Linked DNA regions of Mus musculus: regions 2 and 3 are each linked to region 1. Evidence: chromatin loops called from intact Hi-C (ENCODE). Cell type or tissue: left cerebral cortex. All regions are shown on one strand. Region 1 holds the start of Ccm2 (cerebral cavernous malformation 2). Region 2 overlaps Purb (purine rich element binding protein B). Region 3 overlaps Ccm2 (cerebral cavernous malformation 2).

What was found. A loop is a pair of places that touch in the nucleus more often than their neighbours do. Peaks named below come from ENCODE experiments on the same cell type or tissue, not always from the same donor. Only the 100,000 strongest peaks of a DNase experiment are listed, where the experiment ranks them.
Region 2: it touches region 1 in a loop (1.9-fold over the local background); 9 of 42 quality-filtered maps call a loop at or near these places.
Region 3: it touches region 1 in a loop (2.1-fold over the local background); 6 of 42 quality-filtered maps call a loop at or near these places.

The regions. Positions count from the first base shown.
Region 1 is chr11:6,545,131-6,553,130 of GRCm38, forward strand. It overlaps Ccm2 (cerebral cavernous malformation 2), which reads left to right and starts at 1,757. Exons shown (of 10, transcript NM_146014.3): 1 at 1,757-1,899. The coding sequence starts at 1,870. It also overlaps the pseudogene Gm24000. In left cerebral cortex, a CTCF peak has its summit at 3,835 (motif pointing right); DNase peaks (open chromatin) are centred at 1,311, 1,663, 2,172 and 2,725; H3K4me3 peaks cover 1,999 bases; H3K27ac peaks cover 1,851 bases.
Region 2 is chr11:6,460,907-6,468,906 of GRCm38, forward strand. It overlaps Purb (purine rich element binding protein B), which reads right to left. Exons shown (of 1, transcript NM_011221.3): 1 at 6,693-8,000. Among named protein-coding and RNA genes, the nearest start is that of Purb, 11 kb to the right of the region's middle. In left cerebral cortex, a CTCF peak has its summit at 4,399 (motif pointing right); DNase peaks (open chromatin) are centred at 4,420 and 6,991.
Region 3 is chr11:6,593,607-6,601,606 of GRCm38, forward strand. Ccm2 (cerebral cavernous malformation 2) reads left to right here. Exons shown (of 10, transcript NM_146014.3): 8 at 1-134; 9 at 542-680; 10 at 2,475-3,155. The coding sequence ends at 2,755. It overlaps Nacad (NAC alpha domain containing), which reads right to left. Exons shown (of 8, transcript NM_001081652.1): 2 at 5,770-8,000; 3 at 5,430-5,629; 4 at 5,275-5,346; 5 at 4,894-5,040; 6 at 4,663-4,806; 7 at 4,399-4,521; 8 at 4,217-4,303. The coding sequence ends at 4,289. Among named protein-coding and RNA genes, the nearest start is that of Nacad, 8.4 kb to the right of the region's middle. In left cerebral cortex, a CTCF peak has its summit at 4,180 (motif pointing right); DNase peaks (open chromatin) are centred at 1,042, 1,405, 2,771, 3,678 and 6 more places; H3K4me3 peaks cover 976 bases; H3K27ac peaks cover 2,299 bases.

The sequences.
Region 1 (8,000 bases):
CTGCCTGCTTCTGCCTCCCAAGTGCTGGGATTAAATGCATGCACCACCATGGCCCAGTTTAGTATTAGTTTAGGATCAGTAAATTCCATACTGTGGGTTGGCATAACAGCAAAACAAAGACCTGTTGGGGTGCCAACTTGCTTTTGAAAAATCACCTGATCCTCTGAAATTGTTCTGTGAATGTGGTAACTATATATGATGTCTGTTAACTATGTAGGTGCTGGAGAGATGGCTCAGTGGTTAAGAGTGCTGGCTGTTCTTCAAAAGGACCTGGGTTCGATTTCCATCACCCACATGGCAGCTTACCACCATCTGTAACTCCAGCTCCAGGAGTTCTGACACCTTCACATAGATGCATATGCAGGCAAAACACAAATGAAAATAAAATAAAAATAATTTTAAAAAATCTATAACTTTACTCTGGCAGGGCCCGAATGCCCGTGCTCTTGTAATTTTTACCTTCCTGATGTACCAAGGGTAGGAGAGAATAAAGCTTTAAAATTTTACACACACACATTACACATAGTTTTGGCTTGGGTGTGAGATTAGTGAACATAGAGGCTTGGGTGGACCATAGGGTCCATAACTTTCCAGGGAACCCACAGCCATACCCTGTGAACTGCCTCTCAGCTATCATGTTTTAAATTTTATTTTCATTAAACATTTCTTCTTAGAGGTGTAGATCTGGAGGCGAAGGAAGTTGAACTTGAGCCTTAGAGCATGGATATGATGACCTGGCCATTGTGAACCCTGATTTCCTTATACCTTCCAGCTTCCCAAAAGCACCTTTGCATTTGTGTGTGGGTGGCTGAAGCCTAGATTAGAAACACCATAAACTCAGGAATGTGAATATCCATCAGAATGCTTTTTTTTTTTTTTTTTTTTTTTTTTTTTCGAGACAGGTTTTCTTTGTATAGTCCTGGAACTCACTCTGTAGACCAGGCTGGCCTCAAACTCAGAAATCCGCCTGCCAAATGCTGGGATTAAAGGCATGCGCCACCACTGCCCAGCCAGAATACTATCTTCAAGATGTTTTAGGACAACCCATACAGACAACAGGTTGCATACACTACCTAGAAGGTTGCTGTTGGCAGCTATTGTACATTTTTGGATTCTTTTATGAGACTCTGGTCCAACGGTTGATCCTGAACTCATTTTCCTGTCTCTAGCAGCCAGGTGCTATGATTACACAGGAGTGCGCCGCCACGCCCAGCCAGAATAGAAAGTTACTAGAAAAGGGTTTCCTTGTGGCTCAGAGTAAAAAGAGAGGGATGCCAAGTGGCAGCGCGCCCAGAACCCGGATTGGAGACTGACTCTGTCCCTTCCCAGGGGCATGTGGCCCGCCTCCCTAATCGCGAGGCAGGCTGGGAAGTCGGCCACCCTAAAGATGGCGGCAGAATTGAAAAGTTGGAGCCACTCCCGCGCGGCCCTGAAGGGTTCGGGAGAGCTAGGGATGGGGGGGGGGGTACTGGGGCGCCTTTCCAGAGGGGATGGGAAGGACTGGGGTAGGCAGGTGTGCTCCTCCCGCCCTGAGGAGGCATGGAGGGGCCCGGGGTGACCCTGGGTCTCTTCAGGGGCTTTGGGAAAAACAGGGAATCGCCCTTCTTGGTATCGCCCTCCTTGGGCCCAGCGAGTGCCTCTAGGCGGAAGTGCGGGAGCGCCGAGGCAGTGGGCGGGGCGTGAGGGGGCGGGGTCTCCGGAGTGGGCGGGCTCCCTAGGTCCGGAAGTGCGGGTGGGGCGCGGCCGGGGCGGAGACTGCGGGCGGGCCGGCGGCGCGGTGAGCGCGGGGGTGGCGGGCCCAGAGCGAGCATGTAGCGGCCGCTGGCAGTGGGGCTCCCGGGGCGGGCCGCGGGGGCCGCACGCGGCGACATGGAGGAGGAGGGCAAGAAGGGCAAGAAGGTGAGCGCTCACCGGCGCGTCCTGCCGCCGGGCCGGGGCGTGGGGTGGGGGTCCCTCGGGGTGGGCGGGCGGGCGGGCGGCTGAGCGGGCAGGGACAGCGGTCAGGTGGGCCTGCGGCTCCCGGAGGAAGTGCCGCGCCTTTCCGGTGGGGGCGTCCCCTTTGCCGCTCGCCCCCGGCCTGCTCCAGACGGCCTGTCAGGGGGCCCGCCTTCCCCGCGCGCCGGCCTGGGGCCACAAAGGAAGTGGGCCCAGTGAGGGGCCAGAAGGTGGCCTGGGCTGGAACTTGGGCCACTGGGCTGTGCCGTGACCGGCGAGGCTTTTGCTGCCCACTTGGCTTTGTTTTTGGATGTCCAGTAAAAGCAAAGATGGACTTAGCTTTTCGGCGGGTTCTCTCGTCGACTGTCGCTCCTATTTAATACCACTGAGTGATTTTAGTGACGTTATGTTTGGCAGTAAGATTTAGGACATGGTTCAAGAGGCTCCTTCGTTTCTGTAGTTTAAAAATGTGGCTTTAATTACAGGCTTGAGTAGTTGATAAAGAACATTTTAAGAAGCCTGGGAAGACCATGTGGGAATGAACCGCTTAAACTGCCTTTAAAGCGAAAAGTGGGCTTTGATAAAATGTATCCCTTTCAAATAAATGCTTTGCAATCTTCATGTTTGCCTGTCATTTTCATTTGATAAATGTGTGCACGTTGTGGACAAGTTTAAAACAGACTTTGATGTCCTAGCTCAGCACCACCCGGCCTCCTTGTAGCCTTTAATTGGCCACACCACTCACCACCTTGTTTTAGGAGGTGTCCCATTTTTCAGAAAGTCTTACTTGAAATAGAGTGGCCAGGTGGCCTTCAGGGAATCCAGGCCAGCAGCGCTGCCCCCACTTTCTTTTGTTTGAAGACAGAAAGTTGCACTTGTTATTTAGATGTCCTGTCAACTTGTTACCTCCAAAGATGGTTTAAAGCTGGGAAATGGGCCCAACAAAGCAATTCAGCCTACAAGTATAGAAGGGGTTTGAGCATTGTAAAAGGACTTAGCTAGAAAAGAGGGTGCTGTTGAGGAAGGACTTGGCCCAAGTGTGGCTGATGCTGAACCGTGCCAGCTGGTCTTTGCAATGCCAGTAGCCTACATCCCTGGAGACATTGTATTTGTCTCACACTCTAAGTGCCCTGTAAGACACCTGGCCCACGTTCTTGTTTGGGACAAATTGCCTGGCGGTTTATGTTGTCTTGTATATCATACCAGTTTGGGTAGAAGGCTGAGGAGCAGAGAGAGGCATTAAGACTTCCCCCTGAGCTTTTGGATCAGTAGCAAGACAATCTCTTTTTGTTTTGTTTTTCAAGACAGGGTTTCTCTGTGTATCCCTGGCTGTCCTGGAACTCACTCTGTAGACCAGGCTGGCCTCGAACTCAGAAAGCCACTTGCCTCTGCCTCCCAAGTGCTGGGATTAAAGGCGTGCACCACCATGCCCAGCTCTTGTAGCAAGACAATCTTACAGTTATATGCAGTGAAAAAAAAATAAGTACAGAAAAAGGCAGTGGTTAATTTCAGTGTCTCAGTTAAAGGAGATAATGCGTGTGTAGGGATCTATGCTAGCAGTTGTAGGCATTCTGTCACCTGCTTTAGTTTGTTCCCTGTAAACAAGTGAGACAACCTTTGGGACCTGAGTTTCTATGTAGGCCATGACTGAACACAGTTTACCAGGTATCTTCCTATAAGGAGCTTGCAGAACCTTCCTAATATGTTTGTCTTTGAGATACACTTTCTCTGTTATGTAGCCCTGGCTGTCCTGAAACTCAGATGTCTAGATCAGGCTGGCCTTGAAATCACTGAGGTCCTGCCTTTCAGTACTGGGTTAAACGCTGGGCTACAACACCTGACTTTTTTATTTTTATTTTATTAAAATTTATTTATAATACATAAGTACACTGTAGCTGTCTTCAGACGCCACCAGAAGAGGGCACCAGATCTCATTACGGGTGGTTTCTGGGATTTGAACTCAGGACCTTCAGAAGAACAGTCAGTGCTCTTACCAGTAGAGCCATCTCGCCAGCCCCCCTCCCCCTTTTTAAAGATTTATTATTTTATGTATATGAGTACACCATTGCTCTCTTCAGACACACTAGAAGAGGGCATCGGATTTCATTACACATGGTTGTGAGCCACCGTGTGGTTTCTGGGAATTGAACTCAGGAAGAGCAATCAGTACTCTTAACTGCTGAGCCCTCTTTCCAGCCCTATACCTGACTTCTTAAGGTGCTGTTTAATATGAAGTATCTCCTCCAACTTAGGAGTTTAAGTGTTTTTCTCCCCCCCCCTTTTTTTTTTTTAAAGATTTATTTATTATACATAAGTTCACTGTAGCTAACTTAAGATACACCAGAAGAGGGCGTCAAATCTCATTGTGGGTGGTTGTAAGCCACCATGTGGTTGCTGGGATTTGAATTCAGGACCTTTAGAAGAGCAGTCAGTACCCTTACCCACTGAGCCATCTCGCTAGCCTCTTAAGTGGTTTTCATAATGGTCAGTTAACAAGAGGTACTTGTTTTAAACATTTAATGAATTCATCCCATTTCCTACCAAGACAGATTCCCTGTGTAGATCTGGGTGTCCAGGAACTGGCTCTGTTGGTCAGGCTGCTCTTAAACCTAAGAGATTGTCCTGTCTCTGATGGGACTAATGGTGTGCACCACAACAGCCTGGCTACAAATTCAAACTTTTAATACATTTTACGTTTGGACGTTTAAATGCACCCAGCTCTTTCAAAAAAGTGCAGACGAGCCTATGAAAGTATGAATGGGTGCTGAAGATGTAGTTTGTTTGGTGTAGTGCTTGCCTGCTAGGTATGAAGCCCTGGTTTGGATCTCCGGTGCTTAGGATGCTCCAGAGGCATGATGGTATATTGTAACCCTGGCACTTGGGAGGGGGAGGTCAGAGGCTCACAAGTTCAAGGTCATCCTTGGCAGCTTACTATGGACCATGGCCAACCTGGAATATAAAAGAACCTGTCTCAAAACTGGATTGGCAGGCCCTTTCCAGGTCTCTGATACTTGCTGTCTTATCAAGCAATAGTTTTACTCTGGCCTTTAATTCAGACAGAGAGATCAGTGTACTGCTGGTGATACCAAGGACCAAGTAGATTTTCTGGAAGTGGCCCCAGGTGTTGTCCTGCCATATTCAAGCGACTATAGCAACAAAAGTATGGTGACTGTATATCTCTATCAAACAGTCTGTTGAACCAGTTATGTTCATGAACCCGCAGTCATGGAGATGCAAGAAAAGCTAGAGAGCTTGCAGAGCTAGCTGTTGTAGAGCTGGATCAATCCCAGGCCAAGCCAGAGGAATGAGTGCATCAGAAAAACTGGCTGACGTTGTGGGCCTTGTGAAGGGCTGTAGAGTGACCACTTGATGTTTGTAGAGTGGCTGGTACCTCTCAGACTGAAAGACCTGTGTTTGGTGAATGAGGCTCTTGTTTTTATATTAAAAGTTTACTTTTAATTGAAATTTTTAATGATTTATTTTTATTTTATGTACATTGGTGCTTTGCCTGTGTGTACACCTGTGTGAGAGTGTCAGATCCCCTGGAACTGGAGCTACAGGCAGTTGTGAGCTGCCCTGTAAGTGCTGGGAACTGAACCCTAGTCCTCTGGAAGAACGGCCAGTGATCTTTTTGTTTTTAATTAACTAATTTATTTTATTTATATCCCAAACGCTGCCCCTCCCCCTTTCTGGTCTTCCCTCACAGAGTCTCCTTCCATCCCTCTCCCCTTCTCTTCTGAGAGTGTGGGGTTACCCCTGCGTATCCCCTCTCTCTGGTGCATCAAGTCTGTGCCAGCAGCCAGTGTTCTTAATTGCTGAGCCATTGGTCCAGCCCCTTTTAATTTCGTATATGTGCATGTCTGGGTCTGCTCAGGTACGTGTGGCTACCTGCGAAGGCCAGAGGTAATGAATCTCCCTGGAGGTGGTCTTAGAAGTAGTTATAAGCCACAAGATAAGATGTTGGGAATTAAACTAGAATCCTCTTCAAGAACAAACAGTAAGTGGTTTTAACTCCTGAGCCATCTCTCCATACCTGAATAAGCCTCCTATGTATTAAATAGTCTCAGATCTTGTATATTGTAGTATTATGCTATACTGTATATGATGCAATGTAACCTTCTCTGCCCTCCTTTGCCAAGACAGGGTCTCACAAAGCCCAGACTAGTGTGAAACCTACTATGTAGTCAAGTATGGATGACCTTTAACTCTGATCTTTTGCCTTCCTCTGAGGGCTGAGATCATAGGTATGCACATGGGGACTAAATCCAGGGCTTTGTGTGTGATAGGCATTCAGGCATTCTATCAATTTAAGCTACATTCTGTTTTCTTACCCTTTTTTTTTTTTTCTCGAGACAGGGTTTCTCTGTGCAGCCCTGGCTGTCCTGGAACTCACTTTGTAGACCAGGCTGACCTCGAACTCAGAAATCCTCCTGTCTCTGCCTCCTGAGTGCTGGGATTAAAGGTGTGCACCACCACACCTGTTTCTTACCCATTTTTTAAAAAAATATTTATTTATTATATGTAAGCACACTGTAGGCTGTCTTCAGACACTCTAGAAGAGAGCATCAGATTTCGTTACGGATGGTTGTGAGCCACCATGTGGTTTCTAGGATTTGAACTCAGGACCTTTGGAAGAGCAGTGGGCGCTCTCAACTGCTGAGCCATCTCACCAGACCCTTTCTTACCCATTTTTAAGGACAGGCACTTAACAGACCAGGCTGGTCTAGAACTCATTTTGAAGCTAAGAATGACTGAATTATTCAACTTCTGACCCTCCTGCCTCTGCCTTCGGAGAACTGGGATTGCAGGCATGTACCTTCTTGTCTGGATTTAAGGATTGTTGGAATGACCCCAGGGCTTTGTTCAAGCTAGGCAAATGCTTTGCTAATTAAACTATATCCCGGACCCTCAAATTAATCCCTCACTTCTGTGTGTGTGTGTGTGGGGGGGGGAGGGGTGGGGTGTGGGGTATGGTTGTGTGTGTAGTTGTGTGTGTGTGGTGTGTGTGTGTGTGTGTGTGTAGGATCAATCCCACAAGCTTTGTGCATGCTAGGCAAGAAATCTACCAATTGTGCTTCATCTCTAGTTCCTCTTTGGTCTCTACTGTGTAGACTTGGCTACCTCAAACTTACTGGCTTTAAATTTGTGACAGTTTTCTTCCTAGGTATTGAGATTGCAGGCATGTACCAACACATCTGGCTAGTAAATACTTTTTTAAAAAAATATTTATTTATTATTATACATAAGGACATTATAGCTGATGTCAGACGCACCAGAAGAGGGTGTCAGATCTCATTACGGGTGGTTGTGAGCCACCATGTGGTTGCTGGGATTTGAACTCAGGACCTTTGGAAGAGCAGTCAGTGCTCTTAACCACTGAGCCATCTCACCAGCCCTAGTAAATACTTTTTAAAATTATTATTTTTAATTTCTTAGATTTCTTATGTATATGAATGTTTTGCGTAAATGTATGTTTGTCCACCATATGTGTGCAGGTGGCCAAGGAGGAGAAAAGGGTGTTAGATCCCCTGGAATTGGAGTTACAGAAAGGTGTGAGCTGCAGTGTTGGGGCTGGAATGGAACCCTGAGCTCTCTGTACGAGGAAGAAACTCTCCAGCCCCTTACTTAGTTGGTGTGTCCACTAATTGGCATATGGCAGTCAAAGAATAAATAACCTGTAGGGTGTGGGACTAACGCCAGTTCCAGGGAATTTGATGCCTTCATCTGGCCTCCATAGGCACCCAGTAAGGGTGGCATACACTCAGATACACACACACACCATACAGATAGATTTCTTTTTCCTTGAGACAGAGTCTGACCATCCCTGGCTTGTGTGGGATCTGGGGCTACTACTGAAGGTCAGTCAGAAGCTGAGAAGCAGTAGAGACACCCATAAATCTGCTGAGACTAATGGGCTACAGGAGATTAATGTTGGTCTATGTACACTGAAGCTGTTATAGAGGTGTGCTGCAGTAATCTGCTTACTTACCCATTAGATGAATGTTGGTCAGCACCACCAGTGCCAGGCACAGACAGCCAGCAGCTTCGACCTAGGAAGTGCAGCC
Region 2 (8,000 bases), 84 kb before region 1:
GGAGCCCAGGTTTGATTTCTAGCATTCAGGTGGTTGCTCATTTCAGTGTAACTCCAGTCCAGGAGATCTGACATCTAGCCTCTGTGGGCATCTGGCCTGCATGTGGTACACATACATACATGTGTGTGTGTGTGTACATATATACAAAATTTACTTTTTAAACATGGGTTTCTTGGCTGGCCTTGAGTGCTCTGTGTAATAGTGAAGATGATCTTAAATTTTTTGTTTTGTTTTGTTTTTTTCGAGACAGGGTTTCTCTGTATAACCCTGGCTGTCCTGGAACTCGCTTTGTAGACCAGGCTGGCCTTGAACTCAGAAATCTGCCTGCCTCTGCCTCCCAAGTGCTGGGATTAAAGGCGTGAGCTACCACAGCCCGGCTGATCTTAAATTTCTAATCTTCCTGCCTCTGTCCCCGAAGTGCTGAGATTATAGTCATGTGCTACCATGCCCAGTTTTTGTGATACAGGGAATTAAACTCCAGGCATCATGCATGCTAGGTAAGCATGCTATCAACTGAGCTGCATATTATATTTTATGTATGTATGTATGTATGTATGTATATATGTATTATGTATGCATTATGCATGTATTGGGGGTTGAGTGCACATGCACATATATATGTTGTATATGAAGGCCAGATGTCAACACTGGATGTTTCTCAGAGGCTATCAGCCCTATATTTTGTGACAGATTCTCTCACTGGGACATGGCACTCACTGATTTGGCTACATGGTCTAGCTAAGGAAATGCACCTATCCAGTGTTGGGATCACACACAAAATGCACCACACCTGGCTCTTCATAGGGAATCAAGAATCAAAGTTCCCATGGTTTCATAGCAAGTGCCTTTCCATTTAAGTTATTTCCCCAAATCCCAGAATATAATACTTTTTATAGACAAAAACCTCCATTCAGAAGGGCCTCAGCAGAGCAAGTTCCACATAAAGGAAAGACTCAATTCTCAGGGGATTTTGTATTGAAAAATATAGACATCTCAGTGCACGTACATTTTCGGTTACTATCTTTTGACTTCTAGTAGAGAGCACCCAACCTTGAAAAAAATTTAAAATTTGTCTTCATAGTTTCTTTTAGTTTCATAAAATGTAAACATTCCATAATGTGAGCCCTTATGATTGTGTTTAGTTCCAGTGATAAATGCAAATTCCAGTTGAAAATGGGAGTTATACTTAAGCATGATGGCACTTGTAATCCCAACACTTGGCAGGTTGAGGCACAAAGAGCCGGAGTCCAGAGGCAGCATAAAGTACACAAGGACACCACGTGAGGTCTCAGCAGAGGAAAAGTTTTATTATTAAAAGAGTTTTTGCTAACATGGTGCCTCAGTCCCAGCACTCTATGTAGAGGTGGAGACAGGTGAATTTCTGTGAGTTTCAGGCCAGCTTTTTGCATCACAGGTTCTAGGACAGGCAGGGCTACATGAGATTCTAACAGGGGAGGCTTGCGAGGTCCTTCTGTGCCTAGGCAGAGGTCGGCAGATCTCTGTGAGTTCCAGACTAGCCTGATCTACAGAGTGAGTTCCAGGGCAGCCAAGGCTGCATATAGAGACCTTGTCTTAAAAAAACAAAAACAAGACACAAAACAGCAACAAAAACACTCTCCCACATAACAACCAACCAACCATAACAACCAGACTTCTGATTTATTGAGCTTCAGCTACGCCATCATGCATAATAAAAATGAAGGTGGCATCAAGGTGACTTCTCAGCTGTAACAATTACGGTTCTCTTCCCCATAGCCTCCTTCCCTGCTGTCTGGAACCATAAGGAAAAGACACTGCTTCTCCTCCTACTGTAGTGCTGAGCTCCTGATGTTACAGAAACGCATCTAGTCTCTACTTCTTGGGTGTCTGATAAGTCCTCCTAGGTGACTGACAAGAAGGTTAAGTGTGTTTCATGTTTGCCGCTGCAATGCACCAGGATTTGTATAACCATGTGACTTCAGAGTTGTGACTGCAAAGAAACTTCTCCCCTAAATTATTTTTACAATTAATGTAAAAATAGTCTACATCTAGATGTAAGAAGGATTAAGGCACACCTGGTTCTGGTAAAGATGTAACCTTTCACCAATTAGACTTTATTCAGTTTTCTCTTATGTTGTCTTATGATAACTTATTATAGCTGTAGTTAAAAATGGTGAGTCTCGGGCTGGAGAGATGGCTCAGCGGTTAGGAGAACTGACTGTTCTTCCAAAGGTCCTAAGTTCAAATCCCAGCAACCACATGGTGGCTCACAACCACCCATAATGAGATCTGACACCCTCTTCTGGTACCTACAGTGTACTTAATGATAAAAAAATAAATCTTAAAAAAAAAAAATGGTGAGTCTCGGCAGCTAGAGAGATGGCTCAGTGGTTAAGAGCACTGAACGCTCTTACAGAGGTTCTTGAGTTCAATTCCCAGCAACCACAAGGTGGCTCACAACCATCTGTAATGGATCTGACACTCTCTTCTGTCATGTAAATTAAGCACTCATGTACATAAATAAATTTTAAAATCTTTAAAAAAATGGTGAGCAGGGCGTGGTGGCGCATGCCTTTGATCCCAGCACTTGGGAGGCAGAGGCAGGCGGATTTCTGAGTTTGAGGCCAGCCTGGTCTACAAAGTGAGTTCCAGAACAGCCAGGACTACACAGAGAAACCGTCTCCAAAAAAAAAAAAAGTAATGGTTAAAAATTAAGCTGTGAGCTCTCATATGGGTGCTAGGAATCCAACTCTGAAAGAGGAACCAACATTTTTAACCACAGAGCCATCTCTCCAGCCCCAGCTTACTCATTTTAAATAAATGTGTTTACTGAAAGGGAAATGTCTGCCTCCAGGGAGGAGAATGGATTTGTGTGGTGCAAGCATCTAATGGGTTCTCTCAGATCCAGAGTAATAAACACACTTTCTGTCAACTCTACAGACACAAGAAATTTCATTGCATCTGGGTTGGAGTGGAATTTAGAACAAGAAATTGTTTTTCAACTTAATTTCTGCGTAAGAGTTGTGTGTCTTGTGGCAGCTTAATGATAAAATGTGGGATGGTGCTCAGGCCTTTGACCTCACCACGCAGACTATGTTTTGCTTTGTATTTTGAGGCAGGGTTTCACTATGTAACTCTGGCTGTCCTGAAACTCACTATGTAGACACCAGGCTGGCTTTGAACTCACAGAGATCAGCCTCCCCCTGCCTCCCAAGTGCTGGGATTAAAGTCACACAAAGCTCTCATTTAAAATTCCGTGCAGGTGTGGGTATGACCATGTGAGTACAGGTCAGAGGCTATCCCAGTTTGGTACTGGGTATTGCATTCACGCCCTCTGCTAGAGCAGTAACCACTGAGCGATCTCTCCAGCCCATATTTTCTTGATAAAAATCAGTGCATTTAGCCATGCAGTGGTGGTATAAGCCTTTAATCCCAGCACTCAAGATGCAGAGGCAGAGAGATGCCTGACTTCAAGGTCTCCTGGTCCAGAGTGAGTTTCAGGACAGCCAAGCTGCACAGATAAACCCTGTCTCAAAACAAAACAAAACAAAACAAGACAAAACAACCCAATAAGTAAATAAATAAACGAACATATAAATGCAATAGCCACTTGTCAAATGTTGTGACTTAATAGCACCCTATGGCAATGTTCAAATGGACGTATACTAACTCATCAGCAGCTGCTACCTTCACCATCTTTACAGAGCTTTGGAAAAACCTCTCTCGCTGAGGTTAGTTTGGTTTTGAGAAAGACTCACGTTGCCTGGCTCTAACACTGAGATCTAAATCCTTACAGGTCACAGGTATAGGGATCATACCTTTCTGGTGTTTTGTTTGTGTTGGTTAGGTTTTTTTTTCCAGACAGGGTTTCTCTGTATAGCCTTGGCTGTCCTGGAACTCGCTTTGTAGACCAGGCTGGCTTCGAACTCAGAAATCTGCCTGCCTCTGCCTCCCGAGTGCTGGGATTAAAGGCATGCGCCACCGGCAGGGTCATGCCTTTCTTTCAGTTTCTCTGCAGCTGTCTCTTGTAAGGAGCAATGCTTGAGTTAGGAATGGTGCTGTTGATGACAACATCTATTGCCATTTTAGTGCTTCATAAATGCTTTCTACTGGCTAAACCGTGACTTCCACCCAAACTGTGGGCCATGTCTTCTACATCTAGTATAACATATAATAGCTACTCAATAATTAACCGAACTTATGAATAATCTAACCTCAGAACAGTTACTGAGGGGCTGGAGAGATGACTCAGTAGTTAAGAGCACTGACTGCTCCTCCAGAGGTCCCGAGTTCAACTCCCAGCAACATTGGTGGCTCACAACCATTTGTTATGGGATCTGATGCCCTCTTCTGGTGTGTCTGAAGAGAGTGCTTATATACATAATATATATTTTTTAAGAAGTAACTGAGATTTTGGCCATGACCACCAGGTGGCTCTCGTTTCCAAAAGTCTCAGTGCTTCCTCGGAAGCTAGGTTGGCCTGGCAACCCTGAGAAGCTTCAGTGTGCCAAAAGATCCTGCTCTGAATACATCTAGGGGGTTTCGTTGGTTTTTGTTTTGTCTTTGATAGGGTCTCTCTACATAGTCCAGGCTATGGAACTCACTATGTAGACTAGTCTGGCCTCAAGCTCAGGCAGATCCACCTTCCTTGCTTCCCAAATGCTAGGAGGATTTAGGGATGAACTAAACCTGTCAGTTGATCTGTGCTTTAAAAAAATCTTTTAAACCGGGCGTGGTGGCGCACGCCTTTAATCCCAGCACTCGGGAGGCAGAGGCAGGCGGATTTCTGAGTTCGAGGCCAGCCTGGTCTACAAAGTGAGTCCCTGTCTCGAAAAAAAAACAAAAACAAAATCTTTTAAGCGTTTTATGTGTATTACCTGCTTGTGTCTGTGTGTAATACCCAGAGAGGCTGGGAGCACGAACTAAATCCCCAGAAACTGGAGTTACAAATAGTTGTGAGCTACTGAGTTGGTGCTGGAAGTCAAATCCGGATCAGTACGTGCTCTTAACCATAGAGCCATCTCTTCAGCCCCTCCTCCCATTTACTTTTGATTCATGGTCTTGCTATATAGCCCAGGTTTACCTCAAAATTACGTTGATCTTCCTGCTTCAGCCTACCAAAGAGATGGGATTAGGTATTCCACCACAACCTGCTTTACAGTTTTATTATTTTCTGTGTATGTGTGTGGGTATATACCATGGTGCACAGGTGGAAGTGTGAACCACCGAGGACAAGTAAGGTCAGTTCTCTCTTTCCACCATGTGGGCCCTTGGGATGGAACCTTGGTCATGAGGCTTGGCATTAAGTGCCTTTACCTGCTGAATCATCATCCCCTTTGTACTGTATCTCATCTTTAAGTTCAGTCCTTAAATCAATAGCATCAACACTGCCAGAAGGATTCTTAGAACAGCTTCTTTCCTAGGTCCAAACTCAGAATCCATGCTGCAAGGTCTTGGGCAACTGAAGTGCAAAGTAAAGGGGTCTCTGTGTAAACCCACCCCAGGGATTTTAGCCAAGGACCTGAAGACAGTGCTGGAGGATTGTAGTTCCGTCTTTCTCATCATTCTGCAAGCACCATAGCAGGCTGGAGGCTCAGGATAGCTGTACATTGAGGACTGCTTTGGCAGAAACCCTTAAGACTTTAATCATCGCCCCTTCCTTGTACCTTCAGATCCCACAAGGCACTGCTTCTTAGCTCTCACTACACAGTAAAACCACCCTGGGGAAGCTTATCAAGGTCCACACATCAGATCTCATATGTCTCCAGATTCTGGCCCAGTTGACCCGGACATGAGAACCCAGAACTCTCTCAACTATCCTGTCCCTGTCCCTAATAACCAATGCCAGACTGCACAAAGGCATATTCACAGAAAAATTATGTGTATGCACCTAAGTGTGGTCTCTGTGGATAAGATTAATAAACTTTTTGTTTTTTTGAGACCAGGTCTTACTATGTTATGGCTGGCCTAGTATTTGTCATGTAGGCCAGGCTGGCCTTGAATTACCTGAGATCTACCTACTCAGATTAAGTCTGTGCCACCACTCCTGGCTAAACTTCCATCTTCCCCAATTCCACCCTTCATTTTCAGAAATGTCACTTACACAGACTGATGTCTGGCACAAGTTCTCCAGGCTGATCAGAATTATGAGACCTTCTCCAGGAGTCCAGCTGACAAAACTTGATATAGCACGTGTTCACTGTCCACTTAGTCTTCCAGAAGTCTATGGTGTGCTCCAGGAGTCAAATGGAATGGTGTCATTACTCTGACAGTGGATCATATGTATGACTGTCTTAAGAAACCTCCCATTTCTAGTATGATAGGTACCCATGGCTATATCCCAGAAAGATTCCCTTGGATATGGATACAGCAGTTCCTGAAACAAAGAGACTGAGACTCTCTGGCCAAGACCACTGAGCACCATCTTCTTGTTTTCCCTCTAGCATTTGGGCAAGAGAAGACTGGCCTAATTTGCTGCTTAGTCAGTTCAATGTAAACGAGGGAACGTCTGAGGCAGCAAGTTTTTGTGAGCCCTTCTAATCTGCTCTGACTTATTCAACAGAAACCCGGATGATCTGAACATGGCTAGATTTCAGGTCACTTCAAGTGGGGACTTCTTCAAACCCACAGCCATTTGTGAACTACAAAGGATGATAATAGTTCCTTCCCTAATCACCATGCAATCCCTTAAATAAGAGGCAAGGGCACAAGACTGTCATTCACTTTTCCGCATACTTTATTTGTTACAAACATACAATTTTTTAAATATAGACTGTAAAACTCCATTTGCAAAAGTCTGCTATTGGAAGGAGTGCACACCAGCAGGAAGGATTCTTAACTTTATTTCTATGAGTTTTTCTGTCAGTTTTGCTAGTTAGTGGTAAATACGGGACCCGCCATTTTACAGACCTGTCTGAAGCTTCTGGCTGTATTCACATTGCTCTTTGAAGCAGCCCTGCTTGTCTCACAATTTATCAGAATCTGAGCTTCAACCTACAGGCAGTGAGATCACCAGCCCGTCTGGACTCTGCTTTGAACGGTTTTCAGGAAGTGTGGTTTCTGGATGGGTACTGCACTTCATGGATTTGTTTGAATTGCCCATGCAGCTGTGTTTGTTAAAGTGCATACTTCTTTTAAAAAATAAGAGGAATAATCTTTACTCTTTAACCAAGGTACTTAAAAAAATGAACTTTTTGGTCTCTCAGCAGATATTTCCCAAATTGATCCTATCGCTACAAATTTTAGTGTTCTATTTACAAACGTTTATAGGGTTCCGGGTGGAGGGGACCTTATAAAATCAAAGGTGCAGCTTCACTTGAAGCAGAAACCAGCTCTACAGACCCATACACAGGCATACACACTGGTTTACGATGCATAATAAGCACGTTGGTATTTACACAGAGACTAAAGACATTCCCAAACCCTCTTTAATTCCAACCTAAGCTAATTGTACATCTAGACCAGGAAGCTGTCTCCTGCTATCAAGATTTGGTTTGAACTCATTCAAATTACTTCTGAAGATTCCCAACTAGAAGGACATTAAGTCCCAGCTTTGGAGTGAAGAACCTAGCCTAACAGAGCCACTGGCAGACAGGATGGGCAGTGAGATTCCTACAATACAAAGTATGTCATCTGCACTTTATTCACAAGACTGGTAAGACATCTGCATAAAGATTCACAAGAGTAAATGCCTAATACAACTGTTCTAACTTCAGGGGAAAAAAAAAGTCCAAATACACTGACAATCTTAATTTCAAATATCAAGGTCACAGAAAAATAACTAAAATATACTTGCCTGCCAAAAAAATATGCAAAACCACAGACTCTGTAAAAAAGTGTGTCACGCTGACCTACAGCCAAGTTTCTAGACTTTTGGCCCAACCTCCCGACTTTCCAGACTCCTGAGGACTTTGGTTCAATGGATAGTGACATGGGCTTGGAGAAAAGGGTTTTACAAAACCTCCAAATTCCCACATACACCATGCTCAGAGTATGCCCCTGCTCATTTTCTTGGACTTTCC
Region 3 (8,000 bases), 48 kb after region 1:
TCCCGGACTCTGGGGATGTGGGAGGCCTGCCGCCCTTACCCTTCTGCATGCAGACATCACCCCATAGCAAGACTGTCAGTGAGAGCGAGCTGAGCACCAGCGCCACGGAACTGCTGCAGGACTACATGCTCACGGTAGGCAGTGGCCTCCTCACTCGCCTGGCTTTACTATTGGGTCTGGGGGGGCGGGGGAGGTCTGGGGGCCTGAGTTGGTGCTAGGCTGTTTGGTCTGGACCATGCTGGTACTGATTCGAAACAGCAGCTCTGCTGGTGCCTGGGCCTGATGCCTCTGTTTGAAGTCAGCCTTCTGGTTCTGTGTACCCCCAGGTCACCCTGTGTACCCTTGCTGTTCCACGCAGAGCTAGCTTCATTCTCTTTAGCCCTACTGAGGAACCTTTTGTTTCAAGACAGCAGATCTGTGTTTGCCCTGGTTCCTTGTGTAGCTCCTCTGTTGGCCCTGATGACAGACACATGGTGGCATTCTACCTCTACAGCAAGGCCACACTAAGCCCTCCTTACTCTGCACTTCTGTTCCCTCACAGTTACGTACGAAGCTGTCATCACAGGAGATCCAGCAGTTCGCAGCTCTGCTACATGAGTACCGCAATGGGGCCTCTATCCATGAGTTTTGCATCAGCCTGCGGCAGCTCTATGGGGACAGCCGCAAGTTCCTGCTACTTGGTGAGTGGGGCACGGAGGGCCGCTGGTCCCCTCTGGGAATGTGCAGAGTCCAGAAGGGAGGAGCTCCATCCCATGGGTCTCATCATAGCTTGGCTGAGGCTGCAGGACTGGCATAGGTACTTGGAAGGGCCCTTCTCCTTCTACTCAGAGCCTGAGCCTTGAGCTGAGCTGGTTGGGCTCTGCCAGGAAGTGAGAGAAGGCCCTGAGACTGAGTCTAAACAAAACCATCAGATCTCAACTGTGCTGCTGGCAAGAGTCCAGGCTCTTTAAGGGGGTACCTTTGTCAGTGGGTTTTGGGGAACAGGTAGAAATTTGTTGAGTGGAGAAGCAAAGACACCAACTAGACAGAAGGCGCCTCTCTTGTACATCTTTGTGCAAGACTCACAAAGTGCCTGGCACATCCTTCAGAGCCACTGCCAGTCTCGGTGTAAGGCTGCCACAACAGCCTCGGTGGAAGGAACAGTGCTGCCACATCAGCCTCCCCTCTGTGTCGTCCCCTGCTTCCAGCAGTCAGAACAGTGAATGGCTCAGCTCACAGAAAGCTCTGAGGGTCTTCCTGTGCTCTAGTAAACCAGGGAGGCCAGCTGGTCTTATGTTGTATAGGCCCGGTGAGCATCAGCATCAGCATCTACCTGGGGCTGTCTGTGGTGAGGAAGGACTAGAGACTAGACGTAGTCTGAGCACCTCACTCCCTGCAGGATCAGGTACCCAGCAAGGCTCACATTCCAGGTCCCTGGCATCTAGCCCAGAATGAACATTCAGAAGCCTGAAGCCAGCTTCTTCCCATTTTGTTCTCGGCTGCTACCTCTATGTCCGAAATGGCAACAGAGCCAGGCACGACAGGACCCAGATGTAATCTGAGCACTTAGGAGACGTGAGGCAGGAGGATAGCAAGTTCAAGATTAGCTTTGAGCTATATAGTAAGAATCTCAGAAAAAGTAGGTTGGAAGAAAGTTGAGCTGTGGATACCTGCTGCTTAGAGTCCTGTGTCTGGCACTGTTTCTAGGCCTCTCTACCACCTCCTGGCCCCCACCTAAGCAGGCTTTTGTAGGAATACAGAGTCTCATGCAGGTCAGGCTGGCCTCAAACTCTCTGTGTAGGGGAGGGTGACCTTGAGCGCCTTAGCTTCTGTTTCCTGCGTTCTGAAATTAGTAGTGAACATGATATGTCAGGGTTCTCTTAAAGGCTCCACCTCAGGAGAATGCGGTCTGTAAACTCATCTGATGTGTTCATGAAACCCTTATCCTGGCTGGGTGGGGGCCCAGCCTGCCTGCCCACATCAAGGTTTGGGATTCTGAGATAATGGTCTTCCTGAGTAGGACTGGTTTCGGCATGAGTCCTGGCTCTGAAGACAGACCTCATTGCCAATAGCTTTGTGGCTTTTGCATTCTGTCCTGTTAGATAGGGGCTTCGAGGGTCTGATGGCTGATGCCATGCCTCAAAGCTAGAGGGTGAGATTGATAGAAGGCAAGCTATTCATAGCTGGGGCCCTTGTCAGTCAGGTTTAATTAAACCTGGCTCCAGGGCACAGCTTGTGTGGTGTGGGGGTCCTGAGCCCCCTCTGGGGTTGGGGTCCTGAGCCCCCTCTGAGGTGTCACTCTGGGGTTGGGGTCCTGAGCCCCCTCTGAGGTGTCACTCTGAGGTGGGGGTCCTGAGCCCCTCTGAGGTGTCACTCTGGGGTGGGGGTTCTGAGCCCCTCTGAGATGTCACTTTGGGGTTGGGGTCCTGAGCCCCTCTGGGGTGTCACTCTGAGGAGTCACTCTGAGGTATCACTCTCGGGTTGTGTGTTGCCAGGTCTCAGACCCTTCATACCTGAGAAGGACAGTCAGCACTTTGAAAACTTCCTGGAGACCATTGGCGTGAAAGACGGCCGTGGCATCATCACTGACAGCTTTGGTAGGCATCGTCGTGCCCTGAGTACCACCTCCACATCCACCATCAATGGGAACAGGACCACAGGCAGCCCTGATGACCGCTCTGCGCCCTCAGAGGGGGATGAGTGGGACCGCATGATTTCAGACATCAGTAGTGATATTGAAGCGCTAGGCTGCAGCATGGACCAGGACTCAGCGTGAAGGAGCGGGACAGCACACACTTGTCTCACACAGCCATCCCAGGCCTTCCTGGGAGGAGTGCCCAGACCTGAGTGCCAGCCTTTCCCAGCTTGGAGCTAGGGAGGGGCTGAAGAGAAAGGTAGCTCTGGTGGCCAGGTCCTCTACTGTGAAGGAGTGGAGAGCTGCCACAGGACATGTGCCCCACAGGGCAGAAACCTCTGTGCCTATTCCTCAGGGGCTCAGCAATGCCTGTAGCATATCCCCACTCGGGGAGGGCCAGGGGCAGCTGGCAGGGGAGCCAGTCCTGCCGGCCTGGCCCTGGACAGCTGATATTTGCACATGACTTTCCTCTTCTACTTCTCAGAGACCTTAAAAACAAGTTTACTGCAATGTGAATAATTTAATCTCCAGTTGTCAAGCATTTTTTTTCCTATTCTAATTGGTTGAAAGCCATGTTGTCACAAGTGGGGAGGGGTCTATTCTGGCCCCTGTCTACTGGATCATGACTGCCCATAGCATCCTGGGCTGGGGTAGAAGAGATGACTGGTACTTCTGTTTTGGCTCTGTGGACAAGGGACAGGAGCAGGCATGTTGGTATCTCGTACACGCCAGGGCTGCCTTGATCTATGCATTCTGTGTATAGATTATTCCAAGGACAGTCCCATGCTCTGTCCCTGTCCCTAAGCCTCCTTGATGGTCAGAAGTGCACTGTATAAGGAAGAGGGCAGCCTACGAGCTGAGAGTCGGGGCTGCTGGAAGGCTGATGTGGGTCCTGTGGCCCTCACTCTGTCCCCTGCCAGTCAGCTCCTCACTTCCTGTCAACTTCATTCTGGCCTCTACCCTCTAGTCCCTGTGAAGCCCCCTAGCTACCAGGAGAGGAGGGACGTGACCTGGGGTCAGTGACCTGCCCTAGAAAGCTAGGCCGAGGAGACTGGTCACGTGCCTCTGTTGCCCATACTTGGGGAGGAAGCTCTGTGTACTAGACAGAAGGCCTGGGATGGTTGTGGCAGAGCCCTTGGGGCTCTTTGAACACCTCAGTTGTATCCAGCACAAGCCACAGTGTCCCTGGGATCTCATGAATGCTTTCCTCAGCAGTATTGTGGCTTCAGGACAGTATTTGACAGAATTCTCCTGTCACCTGTCCTGGGTCTAGACATGGGAGCCTAGGCCAAGGCAAGGCAGTCAAGACACTGTTGGCTGCTCTCTCGATTTACATGCAGCTAATTCTCTCCTTGAAGTGGAGACCCCACCAGGACACCAGCGGGGTACATGTGGAAGTAAAGGACCAGGGCAGCCGGGACAGGGGTTACATGGGCACGCTGCCAAAGAGAGGTGAAGGGACTCCGGGGGATGACAGGGCCACAGGGTGAGGATGAGGAGACACCAAGGGACACTAGAGGGCAGTGACCAGACATCAAAGGCCCTGATGAGACACCTAGGGGTGATGAGATGATACCACAGAACTGAGGGGACTCCAGAGGGTGATCATGTGACACGGCTTTATTGAGCTGCAGAGCTGAGGAGAGGCAGGACGCCCCTGCTTCCAGTCAGCAGCTACATTGTCAGTTCCTGCAGAAGAAGCAAGCGTCATGTTAGCAGAGGGTCTTTTGCGAAGGACCTCCCTAGAGACATCTGGGCTGAAAAAGGAGTCAATATGTGCTCACCATGATAGCATTGACAATATCACTGTGGTTGTCCTTCAGGGCCCGCACAGCCTTTGCCCGGGTCACATTGGCCTGGGCCATCACCAGTTCAATGTCACGAGGTTCTAGTCCAGCCTCCTCTACCTAGTGGAAGGGAATAAGGAGGTGGCTTAAGCTGCCTGAGACCCCTTGAAGCAGGGTGCTGCCCAGGCAGGGTAAAATCCTACCCTAACCTTCACCTCGCCCCCGGCACCCGTCCAAGTGTCTGGAGCCTCGAGGTCTCACCTCCTCATCTTCCTCCTCTTGCTCCTCACACTCTGGCCTCACACGGGGCCCAGGTGACAGCTCAGGGACCAGGGCTGAGGGCTCTGAGGGCACCTTGAACTTCTCTGCTGCAGCTTTGTGTACTTGCTGGGACAGGTCCTCGATCTGCAGTACAGACAGCTGTGTGAGGAGAGCTCACTGACCCCGGGGGCCCTTCCCCCAAACCACATCGCGCTCACAGCCACGACAGACCTTGGCCTCGCCAAAGACCACGTAGGTGTCTGAGGCGGGGCTCTTGAAGACATCCGGCTTGGCAATGACAAACAAGATATTCTTGGACTTCTGGATGGTGATCCTGGTGACTCCTTGAATCTGACGCAAGCCTAGTTTTGACATTGCCTGAGGCAGAGAGCAGGAGACTCAGGCCCTTTCTGGGGACCGGAAGGCTGCCCTTCCCCTCTATAAGGGCCTCCTCAGGACATTCCAGGGTTTAGGGGAGGGAGGGGTTACTAGATTGCTACCCTCTGCAGGGATAGGTATTTCACTGGCTACCGGGTTTGAGGGGCATTAGTGAGGGTGCCTCCCTTTATATATGTCCTCTCCCAGAGTCCTCTCGGGGGGCTCTCAGCTGACCTTTCGAGCCTTCTTCTCACTGCGGCTTTGCTTGGCTTTGGCAATGGTCTCCTCGTTGCTGCCTGCCGGGCCCTATAGGAAGGCGGAGGCTAAGCATCTGTAGGAGCTGGGCCGATGCTCACCCAGAGAGACCCACCCCGTTCTGGGGCCAGCACCTGTGCCGGGCACTGCGATTTCTGAGGTGAGAGATCCTGCTCACCCAGCTCACTGGACGACTCCCCGTGGCTCTCCGAACGCTGGCCGGAGCCTGGGGTCCTCTGCGCGTCTGGGGGAGGGGCGAGGTACTCATCCAGCTCACTGGACGACTCCCCGTGGCTCTCCCAACGCTGGCCGGAGCCTGGGGCCCTCTGCGCGTCTGGGGGAGGGGCGAGGTATGAGGGCCTCTTACTATGCAGAGGGTCCACCAGTCCCATCCTCTAGTGTCCCCCTGGGAAGAGTCCAGCTGGCCCAAGCACTGACACACACACACACCCCTCCCCCCACCCATCCCCTTACCTTCCTCCAGGCTGTCCTCATCCTTTTGTTCAAGAGCTGGGAACTCTCGAGGCCCTGATGGGTTCTGGGTCCCAGAGGGAGGAGGCACTTGGCAGGGGCTTGAGATGATGCAAGCCAGGTCTTTGGTATCTGTGGGGGCCACCTTGGGGTTGAGGGTGGAGTGAGGTGAGAGGCTGACACGCTGCCGGGCTCCCGGAGGCTTTGTGGATCCTGAGGTGGTGATGGCGGCAGCTCCCTGGGCTCCTGCCCGAGGCATCGGGCCACGCGAGGCTGGGGGCTTCTCTTCTTCCTCAGAGGCTTTCTGGGGAGGGGGGCACAGGCAGGGGTCTGGAGGCCCCGGGGATGATTGGGATGCCCTGTCGAGGGTACTGGGAGCAGGGTCAGGGTCCAGAAACCTATTCTGAGATGTGGTGAGCAGGTCACCAGCAGAGTTGTCTGGGGAAAGATTAAGGATACCAGGGGTCACCTTGGGCTGTTCAGCACTGCCCAGGCCCAGCATAGGCTCCAGATGCTGGAAGGGTGGTGCACACCTGCTAGTCTCTTCAGCGTAGACCCTGCTCAGTGTGCATGTGGCTCTCGCTGGGGACCCTGGGCAGGAACCTAGCCTGGCTTGTACAGATACAGCCACAGGCAGCCTGGGGCCTGAGGTGTCCTCGTTGCTTCTCAGCTGTGGCTGGCTGACCTCAGAGCGAGCAGCAGAATGTGCCCTGCAAGTCTCCACGGCACCTTGGGATGTTGCTGACTTGGGCCCATTTCCCTGCCCTGGTGATTTGGTGCCTCTACCACGCTTGTTCTTGGACCTCAAGGCCTCTCTTTGAGGTGAGTGGGTCTTGACCCCATCATGGGCTTCAAGACATGCTCCTTGCTTGGGTGCAGACATGTTCGCAGCTACTTTCTCCCCCATGCACGATGTGGGCTCAGAGGTCTTTGTGCTCAAAGTGGAATCTGACTCTTCTGGAGCCCCAAAGCTGTCACTCTTGTAACCTGGCTCTGAGCCATTCTGTTGGGCCTGGTTTGAAGCTGGGGGTGCTGAGTGTGGAGGAGGCTCTGCATCCCCCTCCTTAGGCACTGGCCTTGGTCCTGAGGCCACACCCAATTCCTGATGGGCCTCAGAGACAGAAGGCTTGGTCCCTGGGGTGTGGCCTGCTTCTCTCTGCAGGGCCTGAGAGGTGTCTGGAGCTATCAGCTCTGGGTCCGAGGTGGAATCTGTACCTCGAAGGGGTGGAGGTGCCATCACAGGGGTGTCCTGGGTTGCTGTGGCAATCCCTTCATCCTGCTGGGACTCCGGTGTGCCTACAACCACAGATTCTAGGTCTGAGGTTGACTCTAAGCCTTGCAGCAATGAAGGTGATGCTACTGGGGCAACCTGGGGTATGGTGACGCCCTCCTCAGCCTGCTGTGGTCCCAGTGTGGCAGCAACCTCGCGTTCTTGGTCCGAAGTGGGATGTGAGCTTTGTAGGGTTAGAGATGATGCTGTAGGAGACTCCTGGGGTACTGTGACAATCCCTTCATCCTGCTGGGACCTCGAGGTGACCACAACTTCAGGTTCTGGCTCTGAGGTGGGATCTGGGCCTTGCAGTGCTGGGGATGCGGCCACAGGGGAATCCTGGAGTCCTGGGGTACCTTCCTTAGCCCGCTGGAACTCATATGTAGCCACGGCCATAGCCTCTGGACCTGAGCTTGGATCTACACTTTGTGGGGATGGAGGTAATACCACGGGGACATCAGGGAGTACTGTGACACACCCTTCATTCTGCTGGGGCTCTAGTGCGACTACCGCCACAGACTCTGGGCCTGAGGTGGGAACTGTACTTTGCAAGAGTGGGGGCAATGTCATAAGGGGGTCCTGCGGTATTGTGACACCTCCCTCAGCCTTCCAGGGCCCCTCTAAAGCCACAGCCACATACTCCAGTGTCGAGGGAAGGCCCTGGCCTTCTTCCTTCTTCTCAGGAAGGACTGGACACAAGCTGGGGCTTGCTCCTTCCTGCAGATCTGGAATTGCCTCTGCAGTGAGGGGCTTACAGCCTAAGGTGGTGCTTATCCCCTCCTGGCAGGGCTCAGGAAGAGCCTTGGATACTTGTTCTACAACCAGGTCAACTTTGTTCCCCACCCAAGGGGTCACTGTGGGAGTTTCCTCCACCTGGGGGCCTGGAGCTGCTTGCTGATCAGGAGGTGTCCTCATAGCTTCAGACTCTAGGCCTAGAGTTAGGATCTCTTCTGCTATTTCTGCA